2 separate regions of the Homo sapiens genome follow, and region 2 is linked to region 1. A link is a loop called in an ENCODE intact Hi-C map of the cell type or tissue named here. Cell type or tissue: endothelial cell of umbilical vein. All regions are shown on one strand. Links, peaks and the distances in the headings refer to the core of each region. The heading gives the core; the rest is flanking DNA.

Evidence for each region. Hi-C counts contacts between places; a loop is a spot of excess contacts. Peaks named below come from ENCODE experiments on the same cell type or tissue, not always from the same donor. Only the 100,000 strongest peaks of a DNase experiment are listed, where the experiment ranks them.
Region 2: a loop joins it to region 1, with 4 times the contacts of the local background. A loop is called at or near these places in 6 of 110 quality-filtered maps.

What each region holds. Positions count from the first base shown.
Region 1 is chr7:5,078,266-5,090,285 of GRCh38, forward strand. No RefSeq gene overlaps it. Among named protein-coding and RNA genes, the nearest start is that of RBAKDN, 12 kb to the left of the region's middle. In endothelial cell of umbilical vein, for the core only: a CTCF peak has its summit at 7,358 (motif pointing left); a DNase peak (open chromatin) is centred at 7,346.
Region 2 is chr7:5,167,664-5,179,683 of GRCh38, forward strand. No RefSeq gene overlaps it. Among named protein-coding and RNA genes, the nearest start is that of WIPI2, 17 kb to the right of the region's middle. In endothelial cell of umbilical vein, for the core only: no CTCF peak of the experiment used is centred there; a DNase peak (open chromatin) is centred at 6,998.

The sequences.
Region 1 (12,020 bases), core at 2,388-10,387:
CCAACATGGTGAAAACGCATCTCTACTAAAAACACAAAAATTAGCCAGGTGTGGTGGCAGACGCGTCATCCCAGCTACTCGGGAGGCTGAGGCAGGAGAATTACTTGAACCCAGGAGATGGAGGTTGCAGTGAGCCAAGATCACGCCACAGCACTCCATCCTGGCTGACAGAGCAAGATTGTCTCAAAAAAAATAAATAAATAAAAATAAATTGACTACTCACAGGAGTACTTTGATCTCTGTTGGGAGGTAAAGAACCACTATTTCTTTACAATTCTTTTCAATAGAGTCAGGGTTTTGTCACGTTGCCCAGGCTGGCCTGGAACTCCTGGGTTCAAGCGATTCACCTGCCTCGGCTTCCCAAAATGTTGGGATTACAGGCACACCCAGTCTACAACCTTTTCTTTCTTTTCTTTTCTTTCCTTCCTTTCTTTCTTTCCTTTCTCTCTTTCCTTTCTTCCTTTCTTTCCTTTCTTTCTTTCTTTTTTTCCTTTCCTCATTTCCTTTCTTTCCTTTTTCTTTGTTTTCTTTCTTTCTTTCCTTTCTTCCTTTCAACAGGGTCTCACTCTGTCACCCAGGCTGGAGTGCAGTGGCATAATCTCAGCTTACTGCAACCTCCGTCTCCCAGGTTCAAGTGACTCTCCTGACTTAGCCTCCCGAGTAGCTGGGATTACAGGTGTGAGCCACCACGCCCAGCTAATTTTTCTATTTTTAGTAGAGACAGAGTCTCACCATGTTGGCCAGGCTGGTCTTGAACTCCTGACTTCAAGTGATTTGCCTGCCTTGGCCTTCCAAAGTGCTGGGATTACAGGTGTGAGCCACAGTGCCCAGACTAAAACCACTCTTGCTTAAAGCTTTGTGGCTAAAGTGATGACACCTTCTCCGCCTGCTGTGTCCTGGGCATAGCCGGGGGCATAGCTGGGCATTTCTACACTGCCACAGGCTCATTTTCTGGTAGGTCTTCACTTGAGCCAAGCCAGAGGAGCGGGCCTGGGGTGACATTGGCCTTCAGCAGGCTCAGTGGCCGAGCAAGGGAGATGTGGGAGGATCTAGAAAAGGGGTTAGGCTGGGCGTGGTGGCTCACGCCTGTAATCCCAGCACTTTGGGAGGCCAAGGCAGGTGGATCATTTGAGGTCAAGAGTTCGAGACCAGCCTGGCCAACATGGTGAAACCCGTCTGTACCAAAAATACAAAAATTAGCTGGGCATAGTGATGGGTGCCTGTAATCCCAGCTACTAGGAGGCTGAGACAGAAGAATTGCTTGAACTTGGGAGGCAGAGGTTGCAGTGAGCCGAGATCACACCACTGCACTCCAGCCTGGGTGATAGAGCGAGACTCAGTGTCAAAATAGAAAAGAAAAGGGTAAGTATGGTAGTCACACCTGTAATCCCAGAACTTTGGGAGGCTGAGGTGGGATGATTGCTTAAGTCCAGGCATTTTGAGACCAGCCTGGGCAACATAGCAAGACCCCATCTTTATAAAAAATAATACTAAGCTGGGTGTGGTGGCCGGGGCCTGTAGTCCCAGCTACTCAGGAGACTGAGGTGGGAGGATAGCTCAAGCCCAGGAGTTGGAGGCTGCAGTGAGCTATGATTATGCCATTGTACTCCAGCCTGGGCAACGAAGCAAGACCCCATCTCTACATAAAAATTTAAGAATTAGCTAGGCATGGTGACCTGTGCCTATAATCCCAGCTACTCAGGAGGCTGAGGCAGGAGGATTGCTTGAGCCCAGGAGTTTGAGACTAGAGTGAGCTATGATCATGCTACTGCACTCCAGCCTGGGTAACAGAGCAAGACTCTATCTCTTTAAAAAAAAAAAAAATGTGGGCCGGGCGCGGTGGCTCACGCCTGTAATCCCAGCACTTTGGGAGGCCAAGGCAGGTGGATCACGAGGTCGAGACGATCCTGGCTGACACATTGAAACCCTGTCTCTACTAAAAATACAAAAAATTAGCCGGGCATGGTGGCGGGCTCCTGTAGTCCCAGCTACTCGGGAGGCTAAGGCCGGAGAATGGTGTGAACCAGGGAGGCGGAGCTTGCAGTGAGACGAGATAGCGCCACTGCACTGCAGCCTGGGTGACAGAGCAAGACTCCGTCTCAAAAAAAAGAAAAAAAATGTGGAGGGCTGAGGTGGAGGGCTCAGAGAGGACAGAACTGTGCAGATGGCAGGGCTGGGAGTGATGGGTAGGCAGGGCTGGGATAATCAGCTGAGCTCAGGTGGGGTGGGTATGGCTGGTGGTGGAGCAGCCCGCACTGGGCCTGGGTGAATGTGCATAGTGTAGACATCAGCAGCAAGGGGGGGACCCTGAATGGTGCAAGGAGAGGCTGCAGGAGATGTGACAGCTGCCCTGTCCCTTGGCTTCAAGCAACAGTGTGGCTTAGGTGGCACTTTGGTTGCCTCTGTGACCCCAGGCTGATAAAACCACCCAATCACATGGCAGCTACTTCTACCAGAAGGTGAATGCCCATCAGGCACTGGGACCCTCCTCTGCATCCCCGGCGTTTGCCTAAACCCCAGACGAGCAGGGCCAGCTGCTGTTCCAGCATCTGTGCTAGAGCTTGGCTCACACTGTTCCACTGCCTGGAATGCCAGCCTCTGTCCTCTCCTCCGGCCCATTAGAAAGGGGGAAACTGAGACATCATGGCAGAGCCTATAAGATGTTATCAACATTCTATGTCAATTTATTTTTTATTTTTTAATTTGCTTTTTTTTTTTTTTTTTTTGAGATAGAGTCTAGCTCTGTCGCCCAGGCTGGAGTGCAGTGGCATGATCTCAGCTCACTGAAACCTCTACCTCCCGGGTTCAACCGATCCTCCCACCTCAGCCTCCCGAGTAGCTGGGACTACAGGCATGTGCCACCATGCCTGGCTAATTTTTGTATTTTTAGTAGAGAGGGGATTTCACCTTGTTGGCCAGGCTGGTCTCGAACTCCTGACCTCAAGTGGTCTACCCACCTCAGCCTCCCAAAGTGCTGGGATTTCAGGCGTGAGTCACCATGCCTGGCCATGCCAATGAATTTAAATATTTGGATAAAACCAACAACTTTCTAGAAAATTACTGAAACTGACATAAGAAATCGAATCTGTAACTTAAAATCCCCCCACCACGGCCCAGCGCGGTGGCACATGACTGTAATTCCAGCAGTTTGGGAGGGCAAGGTGGGAAGAACTCGTGAGGCCAGGAGTTCAAGACCACCCTGAGCAACATAGCAAGACCCCCCGCCTCTGTCGCTACAAAAAATTTCCAAATTAGCCGGGCATGTTGGTGTATGCCTGTAGCCCCAGTTGCTTGGGAAGTGAGGAGGAAGAATTGTTTGAACACAGGAGGTCGGGGCTGCAGAGAGCTGTGATTGCATCTCTGCACTCTAGCCTGGGTGACAGAGTGAGACTCTCTTTTTTTTTTTTTTTTTTTAAGACTTTAGAAAATGGCCTTTTGAGGACCTGGCTCTTGCCTTGAATGAATGAGGGGACCTCTTCACCCTTCAGACCCCCAGAATGGCAGGTTCCCTCTCCCCATGGGTATTTCTGCTGGGACTCTCTCTGGGTTCACCTGAAAGGTACAGAGCTCTTCAGCTCCCTTCCACTCTTCAGAAAAGACATCCCTCGCCACAGCCTGAGTCCACTGGAGCACACAGTTGATGACTTTTAGGCTGTTGATATTTCTCTGGTAACGTGTTTTTTTATTATTATTATTATTATTATTATTATTATTATTATTATTTTGAGATGGAGTCTCGCTGTGTTTCCTAGGCTGGAGTGCAGTGGCACAATCATAGCTCACTGCAGCCTCCACCTCCTGGGCTGAAGTGATCCTTCTGCCTCAACCTCCCACGTAGCTAGGACTACAGGCACATGCCACCATGCTGGCTAGTTTATTTTTTGTACAGACAAGGTCTTACTCTATTGCTCAGGCTGGTCTCAAACTCCTGGGCTCAAGCGATCCTCCCACCTTGGCCTCCCAAAGTGCTGGGATTATAGGAATGAGCCACCATGCTGGGCCTCTTTGCTTAAAAAAAAAAAGTCACTATTTGCTGTACCCCAGTTTCCATTTACCATGTGTCTGGGGTGCATCCTGCCCAGTCATCTGAGAAGGAAGTGCCAGGGATTCAATTATTTCCAAAAACTGGGTTTCCAGGTTTTGCCATTGAGAAATAAATTGGGATTTGGGTCAGGTGCAGTGGCTCATGCCTGTAATCCCAGAACTTTGGGAGGCCGAGGCAGGTAGATCACTTGAGGCCAGGAGTTCAAGACCAGCCTGGCCAACATGGCAAAACCCCGTCTCTACTTAAAATACGTTTTTAAAAAAGAAGAAAAAGAAAAAAGAAAATTAGCCGGGCATGGTGGTGGGTGCCTGTAATCCCATCTACTCGAGACACTGAGGCAGGAGAATGGCTTGAGGTGGAGGTTGCAGTGAGCCGAGATTGCACAACTGCACTCCAGCCAGCCTGGGCGAAAGAAACCGGGATTTAGAAATGCCTCAGGTATTGGGCTCCTGTCTCCTCTTGCGGGGGTGGGGGAGAGTGGTATTTTCACGCCTTCCAGGAAGCAGGGGGGTGTCTCCAGTCCCATAACCTTCTTCTCACCTGGATTTGCCATGCTGGTGAGTGCTGCAAAAGTGCTGAGTGAGCCAAGCACACCTTGTCCCCTCCCTAGCTGGTCTCTCTGGGACAGCCTGGTCCACAGTTCCTTCTGCTTTTCCAAACAGAAGACCTTTGTGGTTTTCTAACTTCACCTGTGACTGGCAGGTGCAAAGTGCTGGGAAACCCACGCGGTCAGTCTCCCCCGGCCTCCGCCCCGGTCCCTCTACTTCCTCCAATTCAGTGTCGTTCATAATAAAACGGATTTTGATTGCTATGCATCTGACACTGGTGTTTATGGCTTGGGGGATTACAAAGTTAGGAAAGGAAGAGGGGCTGGTATCAACCCCCAAACTAGCATGCTTACGTGGATTGCAAGGAGTCTGGCATGGTGATGTGTGCCTGCAATCTCGCAATGCGTCCGTTATGTGCGCTTGCCTTCGTCCAGCGTGGTTATCTGCACTCGCAATGCGTCTGGCATGGGTACCTGCGCTTGCGATGGGTCCGGCGTGATTATGTGCGCTTGGCTGCATCTGGCGTGGTTATTTGCGCTTGCAATGCGTCCGGCAGGGTTATGAGCGCTTGCAATGGCTCCGCACGATTATCTGTGCTCGCAATGAATACGGCAAGGTTATGTGTGCTTGCCTGCATCCGGCATGGTTATCTGCGCTTGCAATGTGTCCGGCACGGTTATGTGTGATTACAGTGCCTCTGGCATGGTTATCAGCGCTTGCAATGCATCTGTTATGTGCGCTTGCAATGTGTCTGGCATGGTTATGTGTGCTTGCAATGCTTCCGTTATGCGTGCTTGTACTTGCTGGGGATATGGACCAGCTGCATCGCCTTTGTTTCTCTCCATCCCACTGCCTCATGATAACCACCATGCCAAAGCAGCAACTGTCCCCCACAATCTGAAGGACGTGACATCGAAGCTTCCCTTGAAACCTACTGAGGAGCTTGTAAGAAACTGATTTGGCACAAACAATCCCCACTGCAACTCACTCAATCCACAATGAGGACTTTTTTTTTGAGACAGAGTCTCGCTCTGTCGCCCAGACTGGGCTTGAACTCCTGGGCTGAAGTGATCCTCCTGCCTCAGCCTCCTGAGTAGTGGGGAGTACAGGCACGCACTCCACACCAAGCTAATTTCTTAATTTTATTTTGTAGAGACGGGGTCTTGCTATATTGCTCAGGCTGGTCTAGATCTCCCAGGCTCAAGTGATCCTCCTGCCTTGGCTGGGATTACAGGCATGAGTCACTGCATCCAGCCCCCATCCCCCTTTTTTGGCTTAACCCCACCAAGATAAAGGGAACATGAATACAGTTAAAGGTAGAAAAGAGACGTCCACACAGTGTTAGGAGAAACATTACTAATGGCAACCCCTGGTAGAGCAAAGCTGAAGCCCAGGCTGGGTGCAGTGGCTCACGCCTATAATCCCAGCACTTTGGGAGGTTGAGGCAGGTGGATCACGAGGTCAGGAGTTCAAGACCAGCCTGGCCAAGATGGTGAAACCCCATCTCTACTAAAAATACACAAATTAGCTGGGTGTGGTGGCAGGGGCCTGTAATCCTAGCTACTTAGGAGGCTGAGGCAGGAGAATCGCTTAAACTCAGGAGGTGTAGGTTGCAGTGCGCAGAGATCGCACAACTGCACTCCAGCCTGGGCAACAGAGCAAACCTGTCTCAAAAAAAAACCCTGAAGCCTAAGTTCTTCAGAGGCAAACACTCCTCGGGAGGGGAGTCAAAGAGGAAAAGGCTCTGGGATTGGCGGAAGCATATGCGCCAGAGGGTGGAGATGTGCAGTGGGCTGCGAACAGGAGGCCTGTTCAAAGTCAGAGTGAAGGCTGGGCACAGTGGCTCATGCCTGTAACCCCAGCACTTTGGGAAGCCAAAGCAGGAGACTCTCTTGAGGCCAGGAGTTCGAGACCAGCCTGGGCAACATAGTGAGACCCGCATCTCTACAAAAAATAAAAATAGAAAAATTAGCCAGATGTGGTGGTGCACACCTGTAGTTCCAGCTACTTGGGAGGCGGGGGTGGGAGGATTGCTTGAGCCCAGGAGCTGGAAGCTGCAGTGAGCTGTGATTGCACTACTGCACTCCAGCCTGGGAAACAGAGCCAGACCCTATGTCCCTTTTTTTTTTTTTTTTTTTTTTTTTTTGAGACAGAGTCTTGCTCTGTTACCAGGCTGGAATGCAATGGCATGACCTCAGCTCACTGCAACCTCCGCCTCCCGGGTTCAAGCAATTCTCCTGCCTCAGCATCCTGAGTAGCTGGGACTACAGGCGCCCGCCACCATGCCCGGCTAATTTTTGTATTTTTAGTAGAGATGGAGTTTCACCATGTTGGCCAAGATGGTCTCCATCTCCTGACTTCGTGATCTGACTGCCTGGGGCTCCCAAAGTGCTAGGATGACAGGGGTGAGCTAACCCGACGTCTTTAAAAAAAAAAAAAAAAGTGTAAATGAAGAGTGGTAAGACATGAGACCCCCTCTACACTGGGCTGGGTGGTCGCTCGCCCCAGTCTGCAGAGGGAAAGAAAAGGTCTGAACTTGGAGGTGTGAAAATGGAACCTCTCTAGAAAGCTGCACCCTGGCCAGCGACACCACAGCTGTGTCTCCTGGAGCTGGGAGCATCCCCACTCACACCTCAGGGAGGGAGTGGAGTATTCCCAGGTGCAGATATGGCCCGGTGCAGATACGAACCCAACCAAGTTAAAGCCCTCTTGAGGGTCCTGCCGCTGTCCCCATGACAAGTGCGAGGCAGCCCTGCCCCCTGGTGGCAGCACTCAGAACTGCATCAGCAGGTGGGCTGCCCTAGGACCGGGGGACATCGCAGGCAACATAAATGCCCTTGTGGGTTACAATCTAATAAGGAAGATGTTCAATCATCTTATTAAAATAATCGGCCGGGCGCGGTGGCTCACGCCTGTAATCCCAGCACTTTGGGCGGCCCAGGCGGGCAGATCACGAGGTCAGGAGATCGAGACCATCCTGGCTAACACGGTGAAACCCTGTCTCTACTAAAAATACAAAAATTAGCCGGGCGTGTGGCGGGCACCTGTAGTCCCAGCTACTCCGGAGGTTGAGGCAGGAGAATCGCTTGAACCCGGGAGGCAGAGCTTGCAGTGAGCCGAGATTGCGCCACTGCACTGCAGCCTGGGCGACAGAGTGAGACTCCGTCTCAAAAAAAGAAAAAAAAATTTAGCCTGGCGTGCTGGCCTATAATCCCAGCAACTTGGGAGGCAGAGGAAGGAGAATTGCTTGAACCCGGGAGGCGGAGGTTGCAGTGAGCCGAGATTGCACCACTGCACTCCAGCCTGGGCAACAGAGGCAGACTCTGTCTCAAAAAGAAAAAAAAAATTACTGCTGTGAAGGGAACAAGGGGCTGAAGTAATTACAGGGGGGCCAGGGACAAGGTGGCATTTATGAGAGGTTGGGGATGAGATTTTGAAGATGGTCTCTGGGTTCCAGGCCGAGCTCACTCTGGTGCTCCTCTGGGCGGTGGAGCGGGGCTCTTCGCTGGGCTGCTTATTCCAGGCTCTGAGCTCTGGGCGGTGGGCTCAGGCTCTCCCAGGGATGTCGGTGTCTGTGCGGTTGCCACTGCCCAGTGGCCTGGGTTCTGCTTCTCCTCTGGACTCAGGTTCTCTCTGGGGCTGACAAGATCCAGGTGGGCAGAGAATGAGGTGAAGGCTTGAAGACCAAATCATGGGAGATGCCGGGAATGGGTGGTGCTGTCCACTCTGACCGCAATTTCCCATCAATATCCAGACCTGTGCCTGCAACATCAAGACCTGTGCCTGTTCCTAAAGAGTGCGGGTACCTGAAGCCCCCCACAAGGGCTCCCCCTCTACAAGACCTGCCCCCAGGATCTTAGGGCCTGGGAAAAGCAGGAGCTAAGATGAGGGTTTTGGGGGAGAGGAGGGGACCCCTTCATTGACTCCATGGACCAGCCTCAAAACAGAGATGGAGGCAGAGATGTTCAGAGATAGTACCAGTGTCAAGGAAACTCCTGTGTCGCCCCTAGGTCAGGCTGCCCTGGAGAGAAGTCCAGAGCCCCTGGAGGGGATAGACTGAGCTAGAGAGATAAGGGGGTGGCTGGTGCTCCCCTACTTCATCAGATAGGACTGTGAAGCCTGGGAGCAGGCTGGGAGTCCGAGGATATGGGAGAACATTCACAGCTGAGAAGTAAAGGAGAGGGTGGGCGCGGCAGCTCATGCCTGTAATCCCAGCACTTTGGGAGGCCGAGGTGGGCAGATGACTTGAGCTCAGAGGTTCAAGGCCAGCCTGGGCAACATGGCGAAACCCCGTCTCTACCAAAAATTACAAAAACTAGCTGGGCATGGTGGTACGTGCCTGTAGTCCTAGCTATTTGGGAGGCTGAGGTGGGAGGATCGCTTGAGCCCAGGAAGCAGAGGTTGCAGTGAGCTGAGATCACACTACTGCATTCCAGCCTGGGTGACCGAGCGAGACCCTGTCTTAAAAAGAAGAAGTAAAAGACTGATTCATCCCCTCCTGGACACATAGCCCCTCTAGAGCTGTCTTTGACAGTCTCGGCTGCCATAACAAAGTCCCATAGACTGGCTGCCTTATCAACAATAGATATCTATTTCTCACAACTCTGGAGACTGAAGATCTGAGATCAGGGTACATGGTCAGCTTCTGGTGAGGGTCCTCTTCTGGGTTCCAGATCACAGACTTCTAGTTGTGTCTTCATGTGGTGGAAAAAGAGGGAGCTCTCTGGGGTCCCATTGATTGATCGATTGATTGATGGAGATGGAGTTTCACTCTTGTCACCCAGGCTGGAGTGCAGTGGCATGATCTCGGCTCACTGCAGCCTCCACCTCCCCGGTTCAAGCCATTCTCCTGCCTCAGCCTCCCAAGTAGCTGGGATTACAGGCATCTGCCACCATGCCCAGCTAATTTTTTGTATTTTTAGTAGAGACGGGGTTTCACCATGTTGGGCAGGCTGGTCTTGAACTTCTGACCTCATGATCCTCCAGCCTCAGCCTCCTTAAGTGCAGGCATTACAGGTGTGAGCCACCGCACCCGGCCATCCCTTTTATTAATATAAGGGCACTATGCCATTCGTGAGGGTAACACCCAATCACCTCCCAAAGGCCCATGTCTCATAATACCATTACCTTAGAGGGTAGGTTTCAACATATAAATGTTGGGGGGAACATGTTCAGTCTACTGCAAGAGCAATGGGGTAAGTTTCAGTATTGGGGTGTGCATGAAATGGGGGACAATATTGCAGGCAAAGACACTGGCTGAGAGCAACCCCTCCAGCTCGTACCCCAAATACCCCATTAAGATCTCATTTATTTGTCCACAGAATGGGAACAGAAATAGCACTTTGGCCAGGCGCGGTGGCTCACGCCTGTAATCCCAGCACTTTGGGAGGCCTAGGTGAGTGGATCACGAGGTCAGGAGTTTGAGACAGGCCTGGCCAATATGGTAAAACCCCGTCTCTACTAATACTACAAAAATTAGCCGGGCATGGTGGCTTATGCCTGTAATCCCAGCTACTCAGGAGGCTGAGGCAGGAGAATCACTTGAACCCAGGAAGCGGAGGTTGCAGTGAGCCGAGATTGCGCCATTGCACTACAGCCTGGGCAACAAGAGTGAAACTCTGTCTCCGAAAAAAAAAAAAAAAAAAAAAAAAAAGGAAGGAAGAAATAGCACCGCCCATGGGAATGGGATTCCCGCCCTCTTGGGCTGCTGTGTTTGGCTCCAGAGTGTAGAGCCTGGGCTTGTGAAGACAGGGGGAGCCTTCCAGGCCTCTAATTTCCTGAAGCCATTTGTGGGGACTCCTGAACACACCTGGAGGAAGTCCCGCCTCTCTCCAGAAGAACAGGGCAAAACACTGCCCTCTGACGACAAATTGTAGTTGCTTTTCCCAGGAGCACTGAGCTTTAATTTTTTTTTTTTTTTTTTTTTTTTTCCTGAGACAGAGTCTTGCTTCGTCACCAGGTTGGAGTGCAGTGGCGCAAACTCGGCTCACTGCAACCTCCGCCTCCCGGGTTCAAGCGATTCTTCTGCCTCAGCCTCCTGAGTAGCTGAGATTATAGGCACCCACCACCACGCCCAGCTAATTTTTGTATTTTTAGTGGAGACAAGGTTTCACCATGGTGGCTGGGATGGTTTCGAGCTCCTGAACTTGTGATCCACCTGCCTTGGCCTCCCAAAGTGCTGAGATTACAGGCGTGAGCTACCACGCCGGCCTGAATCTTAATTTTTGTTCCGCAAACGCCCTCCTTCTGCCCTCAGGCCTGGGAGGAAAATGCTCCTTCTCTAACTCCGTGGAGTCTCTGCCCCAAGGGGATCCATCAAACAGGAAATTCAGGATTCCAATTTGTAGGGACAAGTACCAAATTTCCTTCCAGAAAGCTTGACAAATTACCTTCCACCAACTGCATGCAAGAAAACCTCTCACCTCTACCAGGCTGGTTAGAAACTTACAAATTTTTTGCCAATATTTTTGCAAAAACACAGTATTGCATTTACAGTTTTTTCATTTGCTGAATCAAAGGTAAGCTGGGAGGCAGGATCACTTCCAGAACAGCAGAATAAACACCTCTGATAATCGGCCAGGCGCAGTGGCTCACGCCTGTAATCCCAGCACTTTGGGAGGCTGAGGCAGGCAGATCATGAGGTCAGGAGTTTGAGACCAGTCTGGCCAATGCGGTGAAACCCCATCTCTACTAAAAATACAAAAATTAGCCAGGCTTGGTGGTGCACGCCTGTAGTCCCAGCTCCTTGGGAGGCTGAGGCAGGAGAATTGCTTGAACCTGGGAGGCGGAGGCTGAAGTGAGCTAAGATCGCACCACTGCACTGCAGCCTGGGCAACAGAGGGAGACTCCATCTCCAAACAAAAAAAAACTCCAAAATAACTGAAAATCTCCTCCTCCATAAAAGTCACACAAATCCTGGCAAAAATGGTCAAAACCAACTTCTCCATAACTTTAGAAATTAACCAAAGGCTTATAACAATTCGGGGAATTTAAGAAAAATACCTGAATATCTCTAAGATTGTCAATCGAGAAAAATGATGAGACAAGCGTCAATTATTTTAGGAGGTTTATTCACCAAAGTTAACGATGCACACCTGGGAGACAGGTCTATGTCTTTCTCCAAAAGTAATTTTGAGACCCCACCATTAAAGGGGAAAGGGCGAGATATTGAGAAGTACACAATTTTCATGTAAGAAGGAGGTAGGAAAAATAGTCATTCATGCCTGTTGTCTGGTTCAGTGAATCTGTTTCTCCCCGCCCCCAAAGAGGGTCTCATTCTGTTGCCCAGGCTGGAGTGCAGTGGCACAATCTCAGCTCACTGCAACGTCCGCCTCCCGGGTTCAAGCGATTCTCCTGCCTCAGCCTCACAAATAGCTGTCATTACAGGTGCCCACCACCACGCCTGGCTAATATATGTATTTTTAGTA
Region 2 (12,020 bases), core at 2,609-10,608, 90 kb after region 1:
GCGGGAGGCTAAGGCGGGTGGATCACAAGGTCAAGAAATCAAGACCATCCTGGCCAACATGGTGAAACCCCATCTCTACTAAAAATACAAAAATTAGCTGGGCGTGGTGGCACACGCTGTAGTCCCAGCTACTTGGGAGGCTGAGGCAGGCGAATCACTTGAACCCAGGAGGTAGAGGCTGCAGTGAGCCGAGATTGCACCACTGCACTCCAGCCTAGCACCAGAGCTGAGACTGTGTCTCAAAAACAAAACAAAACAAAACAAAACAAAACTACAAAAATTAGCTGGGTGTGGTGGGATGCACCTGTAACCCCAGCTACTCAGGAGGCTGAGGCAGGAGAATCGCTTGAACCCAGGAAGCGGAGGTTGCAGTGAGCCGAGATTGCACCATTGCACTCCAGCCTGGGTGACAGAGCAAAACTCTGTCTCCAAAAAAAAAAAAAAAGTAGCTTAAACCAATAGCCAAGGGAGTTAGAGTCACCAGATACTTGGTTCTCTATAGAAATTAAAGATAACATCTTGGGCCTGGTATGGTGGCACACACCTATATTTCCTTCACTTTAGGAGGCCAAGGCGGGCGGACTGCTTGAGCTCAGGAGTTTGAGACCAGCCTGGGCAACATAGCAAGACCCCTGCCTGCACTAAAAATACAAAACATTTGCCGGGCGTGGTGACACATGCATGTGGTCTCAGCTACTCAGGAGGCTGAAGTGGGAGAATCACCCGAGTCCAGGAAGTGGAGGCTGCAGTGGGCAATGATTGTGCCACTGCACTCCAGCAGCTGGGAGAAGGGAGTGAGACCCTGTCTCAAAAAAAAAAAAAAATCAGTGAGAGGAAGCAAGGACTGACCTTCACAGGGTCCAGATGCCTGGCACAGTGAGGCCAACCACCCACACCAAGGTTTGCAGCGAGAAAAAAGAGGGCATTTATTTGCAGGGCGCCAAGCAAGGAGAATCTGGCAGCTTTACATCCAGAACTCCCTGCTGGCTTGCAGGTAGGCGTCTTTAAAGGTAAGGAGGCGGAGGTTACGGCAAAGTCATAAATCAGTATGGAGGCTATACGTTGGTTTGGCCCTAAAAGGTGGGATATCTTAAAGTGGGGGCTTACAGGTCATAGGTGGATTCAAAGATTTTTTTTTTTTATTTCTAATTGGTTAAGGAAGAGAAAACTTTGTTTAAAAATGCGGAGTTGGCCAGGCGCAATGGCTCATGCCTGTAATCCCAGCACTTTGGGAGGCTGAGGGGGGCGGATCACCTGAGGTCAGGAGTTCAGGACCAGCCTGGCAACATGATAAAACCCCATCTCTACTAAAAGTACAAGAATTAGGTAGGATGCGGTGGCGGGCACCTGTAATCTCAGCTACTTGGGAGGCTGAGGCAGGAGAAAGGTAGAACCTGGGAGGCAGAGGTTGCAGTGGGCCAAGATGATGCCACTGCACTCCAGCCTGGGCAACAGAGCAAGACTCTGTCTCAGAAAAAAAATAATAATATAATATAAAAATAAAATAAAAGTACAAAAATTGGCCAGGTGCGGTGGCTTACGCCTGTAATCCCAACACTTTGGGAGGCCAAGGCGGATGAATCACCCAAGGTCAGGGGTTGGAGACAAGCCTGGCCAACATGGCAAAACCCCATCTCTACTAAAAATACAATAATTAGCTGGGCGTGGTGGTGGGTGCTTGTAAGCCCAGCTACTAAAAAGGCTGAGGCAGGAGAATTGCTTGAACCCGGAAGGCAGAGGTTGCAGTGAGCCGAGATCATGCCACTGAACTCCAACCTGGGCAACAGAGCGAGACTCCATTTCAATAAATAAATAGGCGGGGTGGGGTGGCTCACACCTGTAATCCCAGCACTTTGGGAGGCCGAGGTGGGTGGATCACGAGGTCAGGAGTTCGAGACCAGCCCGGCCAAGATGGCGAAACCCCGTCTCTACTAAAAATACAAAAATTAGCCAGGCATGGTGGCATGCACCTGTAATCCCAGCTACTTGGGAGGCAGAGGTTGCAGGGAGCAGAGATCGCACTACTGCACTCCAGCCTAGGCGACACAGCAAGACTCCATCTTGAAAAAATAATAATAACGATAAATAAATAAATTCTAAGAGGTAGCACTTAGCCATCAGAGGTGAGAGAAATACACTGATCATACGGGTGGCAACGCTGGAATGAGAACCATGGCGTCCTAACCCCAAGCAATCAGTGGCAATGGGAAATAGACCTAGCGGTGTTCCTAATGGATTGACAGCTACCCAGTGATGTCGTGGCTTGATCTACACAACAAAAACAACAATAAAAGAGGTCAAGAGCAGGCCAGGTATGGTGGCTCAAGCCTGTAATCCCAGTACTTTGGGAGGCCAAGGTGGGTGGATCACCCGAGATCAGGAGTTCGAGACCAGCCTGGCCAACATGGTGAAACTCCATCTCTACTAAAAATACAAAAATTAGCCAGGCATGCTGGTGCGTGCCTGTAGTCCCCACAGCAACTTGGGAAGCTGAGGCAGGAGAATCGCTTGAATGCTTGAACCTGGGAGGCAGAGGTTGCAGATCACGCCACTGCACTCCAGCCTGGGGGACAGAGAGAGACTCTGTCTCAAAAAACACCACAACAAAAAACAAAACAAAAACACCAGCACCCACAAAGGCTCAGCGGCATGCAGCAGTGTGGTGCGATTGGAGTCCCTCTGGTTCCTAGAATTGGAGTAAGGGGTCTGGCCTCTGTCCTCCAGGTGCCGGGGAGGGAAGGAAGTAGGGGAACCACACACTCAGTGTCACAGGAGGGTGTGGCATGGGTGCTGGGAAAAGGTGGTGCTGCCATCTAGGGCAGGAGCTGGTTCCACGTTGACTTGGGGGGATCAGAGAATGCAGATTCCAGGAGACAGAGTCCAGAGTTTTCAAAGGAAATGGGCAGGTGGTGGCCACTGAGGGCAGTGCCTAGGTTCCTGGCTGCTGAGCTTCTTTTATTTTTCTTTGTATCTTTTTTTTTTTTTTGAGAGAGTCGTCTTTCTCTGTCACCCAGGCTGGAGTGCAGTAGCGCAATCTCGGCAGACTGCAACCTCTGCCTACTGGGTTCAAGCGATTCTCATGCCTCAGGTTTGCCAGAAGCTGCGTTTACAGACGTGCACCACCATGCCCACCTAATTTTTGTATTTTTAGTCGAAACAGAGTTTCACTATGTTGGCCAGGCTGGTCTCAAACTCCTGACCTCAAGTGATCCACCCGCCTTGGCCTCCCAGTGTTGGGATTACAGGCGTGAGCCACTGCACTCGTCCTGGCTGAGCTTAAAAATAACACCATATTTCATTAGATCTAGGGCACCATCACCTGTAAGATGCATGTTTCTCTTAGGTACTACTAAGAAAGAGAAATCAGGCCAGGCAAGGTAGCTCATATTTGTAATCCCAGCACTTTGGCAGGCTGAAGGGGTCGGATCCCCTGAGCCCAGGAGTTTGAGACCAGCCAGGGCAACAGAGCAAGACCCATATCTACAAAAAAAAATTTTTTTTTTTAAATTTTCTTTGAGATGAAGTCTTGCTCTGTTGCCCAGGCTGGAGAGCAGTGGTGTGATCTCTGCTCACTGCAACCTCTGCCTCCCCAGTTTAAGCAATTCTTCTGGCTCAGCCTCCCAAGTAGCTGGGGGTTACAGGCGCATGCCACCACGCCTGGCTGATTTTTTTTTCTTTTGTTTTTTCCTTTGTATTTTTAGTAGAGACGGGGTTTCACCATGTTGGCCAGGCTGGTCTCGAACTCCTGACCTCAGGTCATCCACCAACCTTGGCCTCCCAAAGTGCTGGGATTACAGGCATGATCCACCGAGCCCAGCCTCTACAAAAAAATTTTAAAAATCAACTGGGCATGTTGGCACACGCCTGTAATCCCAGCTACTGGGGAGGCTGAGTCAGGGGGATCACTTGAGCCCAGGAGGTTGAGGCTACAGAGAGCTATGATCATGCCACTGTACTCCAGCCTCAGCAACAGAGCCAGACCCTGTCTCTGAAACAGAAACAAACAAAAAAAGACAGAAAGATAAATCACTGACAGTTAATTTTGCCAACATTTTTATCTTGTACTTTTTCAAGCATTCAGAGAAGTTTAACAGAATTGTATCATGAACACATGTACGGCCACCTCCCAGATGCTACTACTGGCATCTTACCCTATTTGTCCTGTCATGTATCTATCCCTTGATACATTCATCCATCCTTTTTTCTTTTTTTTTCTTTCTTTAATTTTGAGACAGAGTCTCACTCTGTGTCCAGGCTGAAGTACAGTGGTGCTGCCTTGCAACCACCCCCGGCTAATATTTTGTATTTCGACTAGGGATGGGGTTTCACCACATTGCCTGGGATGGTCTCAAACTCCTGACCTCAAGCCATTCCCACCCACCCCCTTTGCTTCCCAAAGTGCTCTCAAAGCATGAATCACTACACCTGGCCAGAATATATATATATAGTTGTTGCTGTTGTTTTTGTTTTTGCCTTTTTTGAGATGGAGTCTCACTCTGTCGCCCAGGCTGGAGTGCAGTGGCGTGATCTCGGCGCACTGCAACCTTTGCCTCCTGGGTTCAAGCGATTCTCCTCCCTCAGCCTCCTGAGTAGCTGGGATTATAGGCATGTGCCACCACATCTGGGTGATTTTGTATTTTTAGTAGAAACGGGGTTTCACCATGTTGGCCAGGCTGGTCTCAAACCCCTGACCTCAGGTAATCCACCGCCACGGCCTCCCAAAGTGCTGGGATTACAGGCATGCGCCACCGCGCCCGGCTGATTCTATATATATTTAAAGGGCTTTGGCTCACACATGTGTCTGCATTTGTTAACCATCAGTGAACGTTCACTCAAAAGTTATGCATTGCACCGTGTAAATTTCCCCTGCCAAAAACGAAGCGGTAAACACATATTCAACTCTAGTTAATAGTATGCATGCTGAAGTGCTTATCGTGATGTTTGCCAGCTACTTTGAAATGCATTTTTAAAAATGATGGGGCAGGTGTGGTGACTCACGCCTGCAGTCCTAGCACTTCAGGAGGCTGAGTCAGGCAGATCACTTGAGTCCAGGAGATCGAGACCAGCCTGGGCAACATGGCAAGACCCTGCCTCTAGAACAACTACAAAAATTAGCCAGGTGTGGTGGCGTGCCTGTGGTCCCAGCTAGCCGGGAGGCTGAGGCAGAAGGATCACCTGAGCCCAGGAGGTCGAGGCTGCAGTGAGCTACGATCATGCCACTGCACCACTGCACTCCAGCCTGGGTGACAGAGCAAGACCCTGTCTCAAAAAAAAAAAAAAGAATCGCAGAAAGTTCCATCATGCCTGTTCCACTCAATCTTCACTGCCTGTTCTGACTAGCTTTGCCTATTCTAGAACTTCTTAGAAATGGAATCATTCTAGATTCCTTAGAACGTGTTTGAGATCCATGCAAGTTGTGGGCATCAGTAGTTCACTTATTTTTATTGTCAGGTGGTTTTCTAGGGCATAGGTGCCCCATAGTTTGTTGAATCCTTCTGCTGTTGATCAACACCTGAGCTGTTTCCAGTGTTTGGTTATTATTGACAAAAAAAAATCATTGATTTCTTTTTTGTTGTTTTTGGTTTTTGTTTTGTTTTGTTTTTTTGAGACCGAGTCTCACTCTGTCGCCAGGCTGGAGTGCAGTGGCATGATCTCGGCTCACTGCAACCTCCGCCTCCCAGGTTCCGTGATTTTCCTGCCTCAGCCTCCCGAGTAGCTGGGATTACAGGCATGCGCCACCACGCCCAGCTAATTTTTGTATTTTTAGTAGAGACGGGGTTTTACCATGTTGGCCAGGATGTTCTCGAACTCCTGACCTCAAGTGATCAACCCACCTCGGCCTCCCAAAGTGCTGGCATTACAGGCATGAGCCACTATGCCTAGCCTTTTTTTTTTTCTTTTTTTTAAGATGGTGTCTTGCTCTGTCACCCAGGCTGGAGTGCAGTGGCGCAATCACAGCTCACTGCAGCGTCAACTTCCTGGGGCCAGACGACCCTCCCAGACGACCCTCCCACCTCAGCCTCTCGAGTAGCTTGGACCACAGCTGTGCACACAGCGCTGTGAGATTACAGTGAGCTATGATGGCGCCACTGCACTTCAGCCTGGGCAACAGAGGAAGACTCCCCCTCTAAAAAAGAAAATGCACTCAGTGTTGAAAAGACGCTTTATCAAAGAAGATATACGGATGGCAAATAAGCACAGGAAAGCATGCACAACATTACTGACCACGAGGAATTGCAAATTAAACCACAACAGGCCAAGTGAGGTGGCTCATGCCTGTCATCCTAGCACTTTGGGAGTCCCAGGTGGGTGGATCACTTGAGGCCAGGAGTTCGGGACCAGCCTGGCCAACATGATGAAACCCTGTCTCTACTAAAAATACAGAAATTAGCCAGGTGTGGTGGCAGGTGCCTGTAATCCCAGCATCTCAGGAGGCTGAGGCAAGAGCATTGCTTGAGCCTGGGAGTCGGAGGTTGCAGTGAGCTGAGATTGTGCCCTGCACACCAGCTTTGGTGACAGCGAGACTCCATCTCAAAAAAAAAAAAAAATGTATAGAACTATACACCTAACACAGGTGAATTTTGCCGTATGTAAATTATACTTCAATCAACCAAAAAAAAGCACCTGAAAATATACGTAACTACACCAACAAAAAAGAGAGAGGCCACATCTCCACATCTTTGTACTGTGTGTGTGTGTGTGTGTGTGTGTGTATGTCTGTCGTGCATAGCAGAGGGGGGAAGAAGTGTGTTCGGAGGCACACCTGCTGCCATAACGATGGCCGGCAGCTTTAACTACCATGCATTTTTAATCACAGAAGGGTTCAGTGCTCGAATTTCCAGGAGCTGACCACCAGGTCTGAAATTCAGCCTGGCCCTTCTCTGACATGTGCAGCCTCTTGTCCAATCCTGCCCTGTCCGCCCCACTCCTCTAGTCCTGATCACGGGACTTGAGGTGTTTCCCGGAACAATAGTCCCATTCCCGCCTCCCAGGAGGGGAGCCCATGCCAAGTCAGCCAGCCTAGGAGGGTCCCCTTGGGTCCAACATGCTGGGAGTTGGTGGCCTCTTGTGGCCAGAAATAGAATTATCACATATTAAAAATGATCACTGGCCGGGCGCGGTGGCTCACGCCTGTAATCCCAACACTTTGGGAGGCCAAAGCAGGCGAATCACGAGGTCAGGAGATTGAGACCATCCTGGCCAACATGGTGAAACCCTGTCACTACTAAAAATACAAAAATTAGCTGAGCATGGTGGCGCACGCCTGTAATCCCAGCTACTCCGGAGGCTGAGGAAGGAGAATCGCTCGAACCGGGGAGTCGGAGGTTGCAGCGAGCCGAGATCGCACCACTGCACTCCAGCCTGGCGACAGAGCAGGACTCCATCTCAAAAAAATAAAAATAAAAATTAGCTGGGCATGGTGGGACGCTCCTGTAGTCTCAGCTACTTGGGAGGCTGCGGTGGGAGGATGACTTGAGCCCGGGAGGTCAAGGCTGCAATGAGTCATAATTATGCCACTGCACTCCAGCCCGGGTGACAGAGCGAGACCCTGTCTCAGAAAAACTGAAAGAATTTTTTTTTTTTTGAGACGGAGTCTCGTTCTGTCGCCCAGGCTGGAGTGCAGTGGCGCGATCTCCGCTCACTGCAAGCTCCGCCTCCCAGGTTCACGCCATTCTCCTACCTCAGCCTCCCGAGTAGCTGGGACTACAGGTGCCCACCACCACGCCTAAATAATTGTTTGTATTTTTAGTAGAGATGGGGTTTCACCGTGTTAGCCAGGGTGGTCTCGATCTCCTGACCTCATGATCCGCCCGCCTCGGCCTCCCAAAGTGCTGGGATTACAGGCGTAAGCCACGGCGCCGGGCCCAAGAATTTTTAAAAGATCATAGTAGGCCGGGTGTGGTGGCTCATGCCTGTATCCCATCATTTTGGGAGGCCCAGGTGGGAGAATCGCTTGAGCCCAGGAGTAGTTCTGGACAACAGAACAAGACCCTGTCTCTATTAAAAATATTAAAAGATCACATTAAGGGTTGATTCTGCTTATGGCTGGGGTGGGAACGGCATTTCCATACAGGGTTAGAGGCCTGTACATTAGTGCAACCTTTTCAGCAGCACAAGTCAAAATCTAAAATACACACACCCGGCCGGGCGCGGTGGCTCACGCCTGTCATCCCAGCATTTTGGGAGGCCGAGGCATGTGGATCACGAGGTCAGGAGATTGAGAGCATCCTGGCTAACACAGTGAAACCCCGTCTCTACTTAAAAAATACAAAAAATTGGCCGGGCATGGTGGCGGGCACCTGTAGTCCCAGCTACTCGGGAGGCTGAGGCAGGAGAATGGCGTGAACCCGGGAGGTGGAGATTGCAGTGAGCCGAGACAGCGCCACTGCACTCCAGCCTGGGCAACAGAGCAAGACTCTGTCTCAAAAAAAAAAAAAAAAAAAGAGAAAAAAATACACACACCCTCTGACCTATGGGAATCACAGAAGTCTTGCCCAAACAGATTTTCCTCTAGTTCTAAGTAAAAGAGACAAGAATATTCACATCTTTGTGTTAAGTGAAACCACAGGAACACAATTGGCTATATCCAGAATGCGGGACATTCTGTAGGACAGGGGCTTCAGTCTCGCCAACAAATCCCTGACATAAAAACGGGCAGTGAAGCCGGGCGCAGTGGCTCATGCCCGTAATCCCAGCACTTTGGGAGGCTGAGGCGGGCCGATTGCCTGAGGTCAAGAGTTTGAGACCAGTCTGGCCAACATGGTGAAACCCTGTCTCTACTAAAAATACAAAAAAATTAACTGGGCGTGGTGGCATGCACCTGTAATCCCAGCTACTCGGGAGGCTGAGGCAGGGGAATTGCTTAAACCAGGAAGGTGGAGGTTTCAGTGAGCCAAGATCATGCCATTGCACTCCAGCCTGGGTGACAGAGAGAGACTCCATCTCGAAAAAAAAAAAAGTGCACTGAAGAGACCATTGATTATAAAGAAACTTAAGACCAGGCACATTGGCTCACATCTATAATCTCAGCACTTTGGGAAGCTAAGGCAGGCGGATCACCTGAGGTCAGGAGTTCAAGACCACCCTGGCCAACGTGGTGAAACCTCATCTCTACTAAAACTACAAAAATTAGCTGGGAGTGGCAGCATGCACCTGTAGTCCCAGCTACTCCGGAGGCTGAGGCAGGAGAATCGTTTGAACATGGGAGGTAGAGGTTGCAGTGAGCTAAGATCGCACCACTGCGCTCCAGCCTGGGCAACAGAGCGAGACTCTGTCTCCAAAAAAAAGAAAAAGAGAGAGAGAGAACGAGAGAAAGAGAGAGCCAAGAATATCTCCACGGGATCATAGACAAACTGGGGGGAGGTGGTCAGGAATTCTGTGGACCTGTGCTTGGCAGCACCCACTCGAAGCAATCAGATTAACACCTGGAGTAGACCCAAAACATTCCCCACACGCACCCAGACCCATTGTCACAGGTACCAGGGGCTTAGCATAAGCTGTGGCCAGCACGGAACAAACGATAAGCCGCTCTGGCACAGCGGTGACTCCTAGGAAGCCAGGCTTAAAGATGACGTCAGAGCCATCCCCGGCCATCTGGAAGGCTGCCTGCCCAAAGCTGCGCCTTCTCGGGAGAAATCACAGGAAGAATGCCAAGCTACCAGTTCCTGACTGACCAGGGCAAAAGGGGAAATTCTCTGAATGGTGATAGCAGCCTCCAAGCCACACACACGTCCAGTGGGAAAGGGCAAAAATCTAACTGGCCAAGGGGCTTAAACACAACTTTTTTTTGAGAGAGAGACAAGGTGTCACTCTGTCACTCAGGCTGCTGGAATGGAGTGGCATGATCATGGCTCACTGCAGCCTTGAACTCCTGGGCCCAAGCAATCCTCCCACCTCAGTCTCCTGAGTAGCTGGGACTACAGGCATGCACCACCATGACTGGCTAATTTGTTTTATTTTTTGTAGAGATGGGGTCTCGCTGTGTTGCCCAGGCCCGTCTTGAATTCCTGGGCTCAAGTGCTCCTCCTGCCTCGGCCTCCCAAAGTGCTGGGATTACAGACATGAGCCACCGTGCCTGGCCAAGCACAATCTTTAACCATTAAGTGGCTTATGCTGACCCAGGGGCGACCCCTAGGTAGCCAAGTTAAAAGGTAAAAACAGGAAGAAAAAATCTGAGCAGGGACATCTGAGTCTGCATAGTGTGAGATGAGGATCGTAGTGGTGAAACTTGTTCAGCCCAGTCACAAAGTAATACATCACCTAGCAAACAACAGTAACCACAACCCCTGACTGGAGTTGGGGGAATCAAGTGTCAGAGTTGCTAAAATACATTATCTAAAACGTCCAGTTTTTGGCCGGGCGTGGCAGCTCACGCCTGTAATCCCAGCACGTTGGGAGGCCAAGGCGGGCAGATCACGAGGTCAGGAGATTGAGACCATCCTGGCTAACACGGTGAAACCCCGTCTCTACTAAAAATACAAAAAATCAGCCAGGTGTGGTGGCAGGCACCTGTGGTCCCAGCTCTCGGGAGGCTGAGGCAGGAGAATGGCATGAACCCAGGAGGCAGAGCTTGCAGTGAGCCAAGATCACGCCACTGCAATCCAGCCTGGGCGACAGAGCAAGACTCTGTCTCAAATAATGATAATAATAATAATAATTTTTAAAAAAATCCAGCTTTCAAGAAATAATTATGAGACATGCAAAGAAATAGGATTGGCTGGGCACAGTGGCTCATGCCTGTAATCCTAGCACTTTGGGAGGCCGAGGTGGGTGGATCACTTGAGGTCAGGAGTTCAACAACAGCCTGGGCAACATGACGAAACCCCATCTCTACTAAAAACACAAAAAAATTAACTGGGAATGGTGGCGTGAGCCTATAGTCCCAGCTACTCAGGAAGCTGAGGCATGAGAATGGCTTGAACCCCGGAGGCGGAGGTTGCAGTGAGCTGAGATTGCATCACTGCACTCCAGCCTGGGGACAGAGAGAGACTCCATCTCAAATAAATAAACAAATAAACTGCAAGACTTGTATATTTAAAACCACAAAACATTGTTGAAAGAAATCACAGACCTAAATAAATGGGAATACGTCCCATATTCATGGATCAGAAGACTTAATGTTGTGGGTTTTGTTTTTGTTTTTAGAGATGAAGTTCTTACTATGTTGCCCAGGATGGACTTGAGTATCTGAACTCAAATCATCCTTCTATTTCAGCCTCCAAAGTACCTGGCACTACAGGCATGTGCCACCATGCCCAGGACTTAATATTAAGATACCAATTGTCTCAAAAATTACTTACAGGGTCAACACAATTCCTATCAAAATTCTGACTGTAGTTTTGCAAAAACTGACAAGCTGGTCCTAAAATTCCTATGAAAATTAAGAAACCTGGAATAGCTAAAACAATCTGGAAGACAGACGTACCAAGTTAGAGGTCTCACACTTCCCAGTTTTAAAACTTACTGCAAAGCTACGGTAATCAAGACAGTGTGGTACTGGCATAAGGATAGACATTAGATCAATAGAATAGAACCAAGAGTCCAGAAGTAAGCCCTTATGTTTTTGACAAGTGTTTCAATTTGAGGGGGAAAGAATTGCCTTTGCAAACAAATGGTGCTGGGAAAACTGGATCGTGACCATTTTTTCTGATAGCAACTCAACTGTTAATTTTATTGAATGTCCCTTGTATGTGATGAGTTACACTTTTCTTGCTACTTTCACGATTCTCTTTGACTTTCAACACTTTGACTATCATGTGCCTAGCTGTTAATCGTTTTTTAGTTTATCGTACTTGGAGTTCATCAAACTTTTTGAATATTTAGATTAATATTTTTTAAATCGAATTCAGGAAGTTTTCACCCTCTATTTCTTCTAATATTCTTTCTCCCCCTCTTCTCAATCCTATCCTTCTGGGATTTGCATTATGCATATACAGATATTCCTCAACTTACAATAGAATTATGTCTTGATAAACCCATTTTAAGTTGAAAATATCATAAGTCAAAATGCATTCAATACA